2 separate regions of the Homo sapiens genome follow, and region 2 is linked to region 1. Evidence: read pairs that join two places in POLR2A ChIA-PET (ENCODE). Cell type or tissue: OCI-LY7. All regions are shown on one strand. Links, peaks and the distances in the headings refer to the core of each region. The heading gives the core; the rest is flanking DNA. Region 1 has its middle 12 kb from the start of ZNF157. Region 2 has its middle 29 kb from the start of RGN.

What was found. ChIA-PET counts read pairs that join two places held together with the same protein. Peaks named below come from ENCODE experiments on the same cell type or tissue, not always from the same donor. Only the 100,000 strongest peaks of a DNase experiment are listed, where the experiment ranks them.
Region 2: POLR2A ChIA-PET joins it to region 1 with 6 read pairs; 2 of 35 experiments call an interaction of 5 or more read pairs at or near these places.

What each region holds. Positions count from the first base shown.
Region 1 is chrX:47,357,172-47,359,977 of GRCh38, reverse strand. No RefSeq gene overlaps it. Among named protein-coding and RNA genes, the nearest start is that of ZNF157, 12 kb to the left of the region's middle. In OCI-LY7, for the core only: no CTCF peak of the experiment used is centred there; a DNase peak (open chromatin) is centred at 1,377.
Region 2 is chrX:47,105,798-47,108,603 of GRCh38, reverse strand. No RefSeq gene overlaps it. Among named protein-coding and RNA genes, the nearest start is that of RGN, 29 kb to the right of the region's middle. In OCI-LY7, for the core only: no CTCF peak of the experiment used is centred there; no DNase peak of the experiment used is centred there.

The DNA of each region.
Region 1 (2,806 bases), core at 144-2,643:
CTGAGTGATATTGTGGCATATATATTTGGTTTTGTCCCAGTTTCCGGACAAATGGCTCCAAAAACCCTTGGAATATCCAGAATGATAAGAGTGTCTTTTGCTTGTTAATGAGATGACTGGTGGCTGGGGGCCTCTAGATAGCTTCAGGTTGGGGGCTGAGCAACTAAATAGGGAGTTGGGACTTTGAGCCCCACCCCCAACCTCCTGGGAGGGGAGAGTGGCTGAAGATTGACTTGATCACCAATGGCCAATGGTTTAACCGATCATGTCTAGGTAATGAAGCCTCCATAAAAAACCAAAAGCATCAGCGGTGGCTCATGCCTGTAATCCAAACACTTTGTGAGGTCGAGGTGGGAGGATTGCTTGAGCCCAGGAATTCAAGACTAGCCTGGGGCCGGGCATGGTGGCTCACACCTATAATCCCAGCACTTTGGGAGGCTGAGGTAGATGGATTACTTAAGGTCAGGAGTCAAGACCAGCCAGGCCAACAGAGTGAAACTCCATCTCTACTAAAAATACAAAAATTATCCAGGTGAGGTGGCTCGTGCCTGTAGTTCCAGCTACTCAGGAGGCTGAGGCAGGAGGATCGCTTGAACCTGGGAGGTGGAGGCTGCAGTGAGCCGAGATAGCACCACTGCACTCCAGTCTGGGAAACAGAGAGAGACTCCATCAAAAAAAAAAAAAGAAGAAGAAGAAGCATAGGTCACAACCTGTGCTTGCCATTGGCATCTGAAGTTGGGGGAGGTTTTGTGATACTGAGCCCATGATACTGAGACCATCACCTGATGGTCACCTGACATTGCTGGTCCTAGGTGTGGGAGGAAAGCCTTCTCCTGCCCTGCTCATGCCTAACTAGCTGCCTACTATAACTCTAGGGGATCTGACTTCCAGGTAGGTAATGTTGGAATGGAATTGAATTAGAGGACACTGAACTGGTGTTTGCTGGAGAATGTGCCAGAAATTTGCTGGGGGGCAGGGGGCACTGGGGAACCTCCACACATCTGGTATCAGAAGTGCTGAGTGAGAGTGGAGTGTAGGAAAAGGAGACCAGTCACAGTGGCTGACTCCTGTAATCCCAGCACTTTTGGAAGCTGAAACAGGAGGATCACTTGAGGCCAGGAGTTTGAGACCAGCCTGGGCAACGTAGTGAGACCCCCATCTGATATGGTTTGGATCTGTGTCCTCTCCCAAATCTCATGTTGAATTGTAATCCCCAAAGTAGGAGGTGGAGCCTGGTGGGAGTTGATTGGATCATAGGGGTGTTCCTTCATGAGCGGTTTAACATCATCCTCTTGGTGCTGTTCTCTCGATAGTGAGTGAGTGAGTTATCAAAAGATCTGGTTATTTAAAAGTATGTAGCACCTCCCCCTCTCTCTTCCTGTTGCAGCCATTTAAGTCGTGCCTGCTTCCTCTTCACCTTCTGTCATGATCGTAATTTTCCTGAGCCCTCCTCAGAAGCTGGGCAGATGCCAGCACCATGCTTCCTGTATAGCCTGTGGAACCATGAGCCAATTAAACCTCTTTTCTTTGCCCAGTCTCAGGTATTTCTTTATTTTTACTGTTATTTTTTATTTTTAGATGGAGTCTCTTGCTCTGTTGCCCAGGCTGGAGTGCAGTGGCAAGATCTCGGCTCACTGCAAGCTCCGCCTCCCTGGTTCACATCATTCTCCTGCCTCAGCCTCCCGAGTAGCTGGGAGTACAGGCGCCCGCCACCACGCCCGGCTAATTTCTTTGTATTTTTTTTAGTAGAGATGGGGTTTCACTGTGTTAGCCAGGATGGCCTCGATCTCCTGACCTCGTGATCCGCCCGCCTCGGCCTCCCAAAGTGCTGGGATTACAGCGTGAGCCACCGAGCCCAGCTTTTTTTTTTTTTTTTTTTTTTTTTTGAGATGGAATCTCGCCCTGTCGCCAGGCTGGGGTGCAGTGGTGCAATCTCAGCTCACTGCAACCTCTGCCTCCCAGGTTCAAGTGATTCTCCTGCCTCAGCCTCCCGAGTAGCTGGGACTACAGGTGCGCTCCACCATGCCTGGCTAATTTTTGTATTTTTAGTAGAGACGGGGTTTCACCATGTTGATCAGGATGGTCTCCATCTATTGACCTCGTGATCTGCCCGCCTCGGCCTCCCAAAGTGCTGGGATTACAGGCATGAGCCACTGCACATGGCCCCAGGTATTTCTTTAGAGCTGTGCAAGAACAGCCTAATGTACCATTTCTTTTTTTTTTTTTTTTTTTTTTTTTGAGACAGAGTCTTGCTCTGTCACCCAGGCTGGAGTGCAGTGGCGCAATCTCGGCTCACTGCAAACTCTGCCTCCCAGGTTCACGCCATTCTCCTGCCTCAGCCTCCCCAGCAGGTGGGACTACAGGTGCCCGCCACCACGCCCGGCTAATTTTTTTTGTATTTTTAGTAGAGACAGGGTTTCACCGTGTTAGCCAGGATGGTCTCGATCTCCTGAACTCGTGATCCGCCCGCCTCGGCCTCCCAAAGTGCTGGGATTACAGGCGTGAGCCACCGTGCCCGGCCCTAATGTACCGTTTCTTAAAAAAAAAATTAGCGGCTGGGCGTGGTGGCTCACGCCTGTAATCCTAGCACTTTGGGAGGCCGGGGCAGGTGGATCACCTGAGGTCAAGAGTTCAGGACCAGCCTGGCCAATATGGTGAAACACCGTCTCTACTAAAAATACAAAAATTAGCCAGGCGCGGTGGCACGTGCCTGTAATCCCAGCTACTCGGGAGGCTGAGGCAGGAGAATCGCTTGAACTTGGGGGGCGGAGGTTGCAGTGAGCCGAGATCATGCCATTTCACTGCA
Region 2 (2,806 bases), core at 228-2,727, 250 kb after region 1:
TGACTGGTGGGAGCAGGCACTATTACTGGCTCTGTGTGAGCATGAGGCACTATTCCCTCTAATCCTTTCAGGTGTTCTCTCCCTGGCCCCAGGCAGTTTCCTCACACGCATATACTGATCAGTAAGTACTCTTTTGAATACTGAAGGGTATGCTCTTCAGATCTCCAGGGTTCTCTGTCTATTAGGGTTCTCCAGAGAAACAGCACCAATGGGATATATTAGGATATATGTATCTATATCTACCTATCTACCTACCTATCTATCTATCTATCCATCCCCAAAGATTTTAAGGAATTGGCTCACATGATTGTGGAGGCTGGCAAAGTTCAAAATCTTCAAGGTAGACCAGCAAGCTGGAGACCCAGGGAAGCATTGATGCTTTAGTGTGAGTCTGAAGGCAGTCTCCTGGCAGAATTCCCTCTTCTGGGGAGATCAGTCTTTTTCTATTAAGGTCTTCAGCTGATAGGATGAGGCCCGTGTGCATTATGGAGGGTAATCTGCTTTACTCAAAGTCTACTGATTCAATGTGAATCTCATTTAAAAACTACCTTCATAGAAACATCTAGAATAATGTTTCACCAAATATCTGGGTTCCAAGGCCTAGCCAGGTTGACATATAAAATTAACCATCACACTCTTTGTGTAGCTTTTTGCTTTCTGGTACGCTGTTCTATCAACTCTAGCTATTTTGATCTCCCAGAAGTCTTAGCTCCAAATCCTCAACTCAGGGAGTCAGGTGGGCTCTACCTCAGTTCTCCCATCTTGTGCCATAGCCTGAACACTTTCTCAAGGGGGCAAACTGGTCTTCCGGGTGTGGTGGCTCACGCCTCTAAATCCTAGCACTTTGGGAGACAAAGGCAGGAGGATCACTTGAGCCCAGGAGTTTGAGATCAGCCTGAGCAACACAGGGAGATGCTGTCTCTACTAAAAATTAAATAAAAAAATTAGCTGCATATGATGGTGCACCCCTTTAGTCCCAGCTACTCGGGAAGCTGAGGCAGGAGGATCCCTTGAGCCTAGGAGGTCGAGGCTGCAGTGAGCCGTGATCATGCCACATGCACTCCAGCCTGGGCAACATAGCGAGACCCTGTCTCAAAAAAAAAAAAAAAAGGCAGTAAACTGGGGAATGGTAACTCTTCATCTCATTTGTTTCCCATCTCTCAGCCCTTGGTTGCCTGCTGTCCATTGTTCAAAACCTGTTGTTTCATGTATTTTATTTTTTTTTTTGGTTTATTTGGTTGTTTCAGGTGGGAGGGTAAATCTGATCCCTGTCCATCTTTGGGACAATCAAATCTGAATCATACATTCTTCTCCAGTATAGCCTCTCAATATCTCAATATGATTTAGAAGAAATCTAGATGAGACTAAGCAGTTTACCTTTTTTTTTTTTTTTTTTTTTGAGACGGAGTCTCGCTCTGTCACCCAGGCTGGAGTGCAGTGGCGCCATCTCGGCTCACTGCAAGCTCTGCCTCCCGGGTTCATGCCATTCTCCTGCCTCAGCCTCCCGAGTAGCTGGGACCACAGGCGCCCACCACCACGCCTGGCTAATTTTTTTGTATTTTTAGTAGAGACAAGGTTTCACCATGTTAGCCAGGATGGTCTGGATCTCCTGACCTTGTGATCTGCCCGCCTCAGCCTCCCAAAGTGCTGGGATTACAGGTGTGAGCCACTGTGCCCGGTCAAGCAGTTTACTTTCAAATAACTTGGGCCCTAAAAAATTCTTAACTGATTAAAGTAAATCTAAATGAAACTGAGTAATTGATGTGAAAACAAGCTCAGAATCACACATTCTACTCCAATGTAACTTCTCAATGAGTTAGAATAAATCCAGCAAAATTAAGCAATTTATGTATAAAATAACTTAGAATCACATATTTTCCCTAAATAAAATTTTATAGTGAGTTAATCTAGGTGAAACTAAGAGCTTTATTTTAAAATATTCAGAATCACAATTTTTTTCTCAAAAGTAATATCTTATGGAGAGTTAAGAGTATGTGAAGATGAAACTAAGCTGTATATGTACTAACAAGCACAAGATCAGACATAGTTCTAAAAAATAACTGCATATGGTGACTTAGTGCAACTCTAGGTAAAATTAAGCAATATAAATGAAAACAAGCTTAGAATGACACATTCTTCTCAAAAGTAATTTCCCACTGTGAGTTAGGGCAAAATTAGATGAAAAGAAGCAGCATGTCTTAAAACAAGCTCAGAACCTCACCTTCTTTGGCAAGGAAACCAATTCTTGAAAGTTTGAGCAAATTTAGATTAGTCTAAGCATAAGCATTATAAGTAAAGATGTGCTTAGAATCACACTTTCTTTTCTTTCTTTCTTTTCTTTCTTCTCTTTCTTTTTCTTCTTTCTTTCTTTCTTTTTCTTCTTTCTTTCTTCCTTTTTTTTTTTTTTTTGAGACAGTCTTGCTCTGTTGCCCAGGCTGGAGTGCAGTGGCGTGATCTTGGCTCACTGCAACCTCTGCCTCCTGGGTTCAAGTGATTCTCCTGCCTCAGCCTCTGGAATAGTTGGGACTACAGGCATGTGCCACTATGCCCGGCTAATTTTTTTGTGTTTTTAGTAGAGACAGGATTTCACCATGTTGGCCAGGCTCGTCTCGAACTCCTGACTTCAAGTGATCCCCCCGCCTTGGCCTCCCAAAGTGCTGGGATCACAAGCATGTGCCACTGCGCCTGGCCAAAATCACTCACACATTCTTCTTCCAAAGTAATTAACTTTTCTCTCTTTGTTTTTATTTTTATTTTTTTTAATTGAGACAGAGTCTCGCTCTGTCACCCTGGCTGGAGTGCAGTG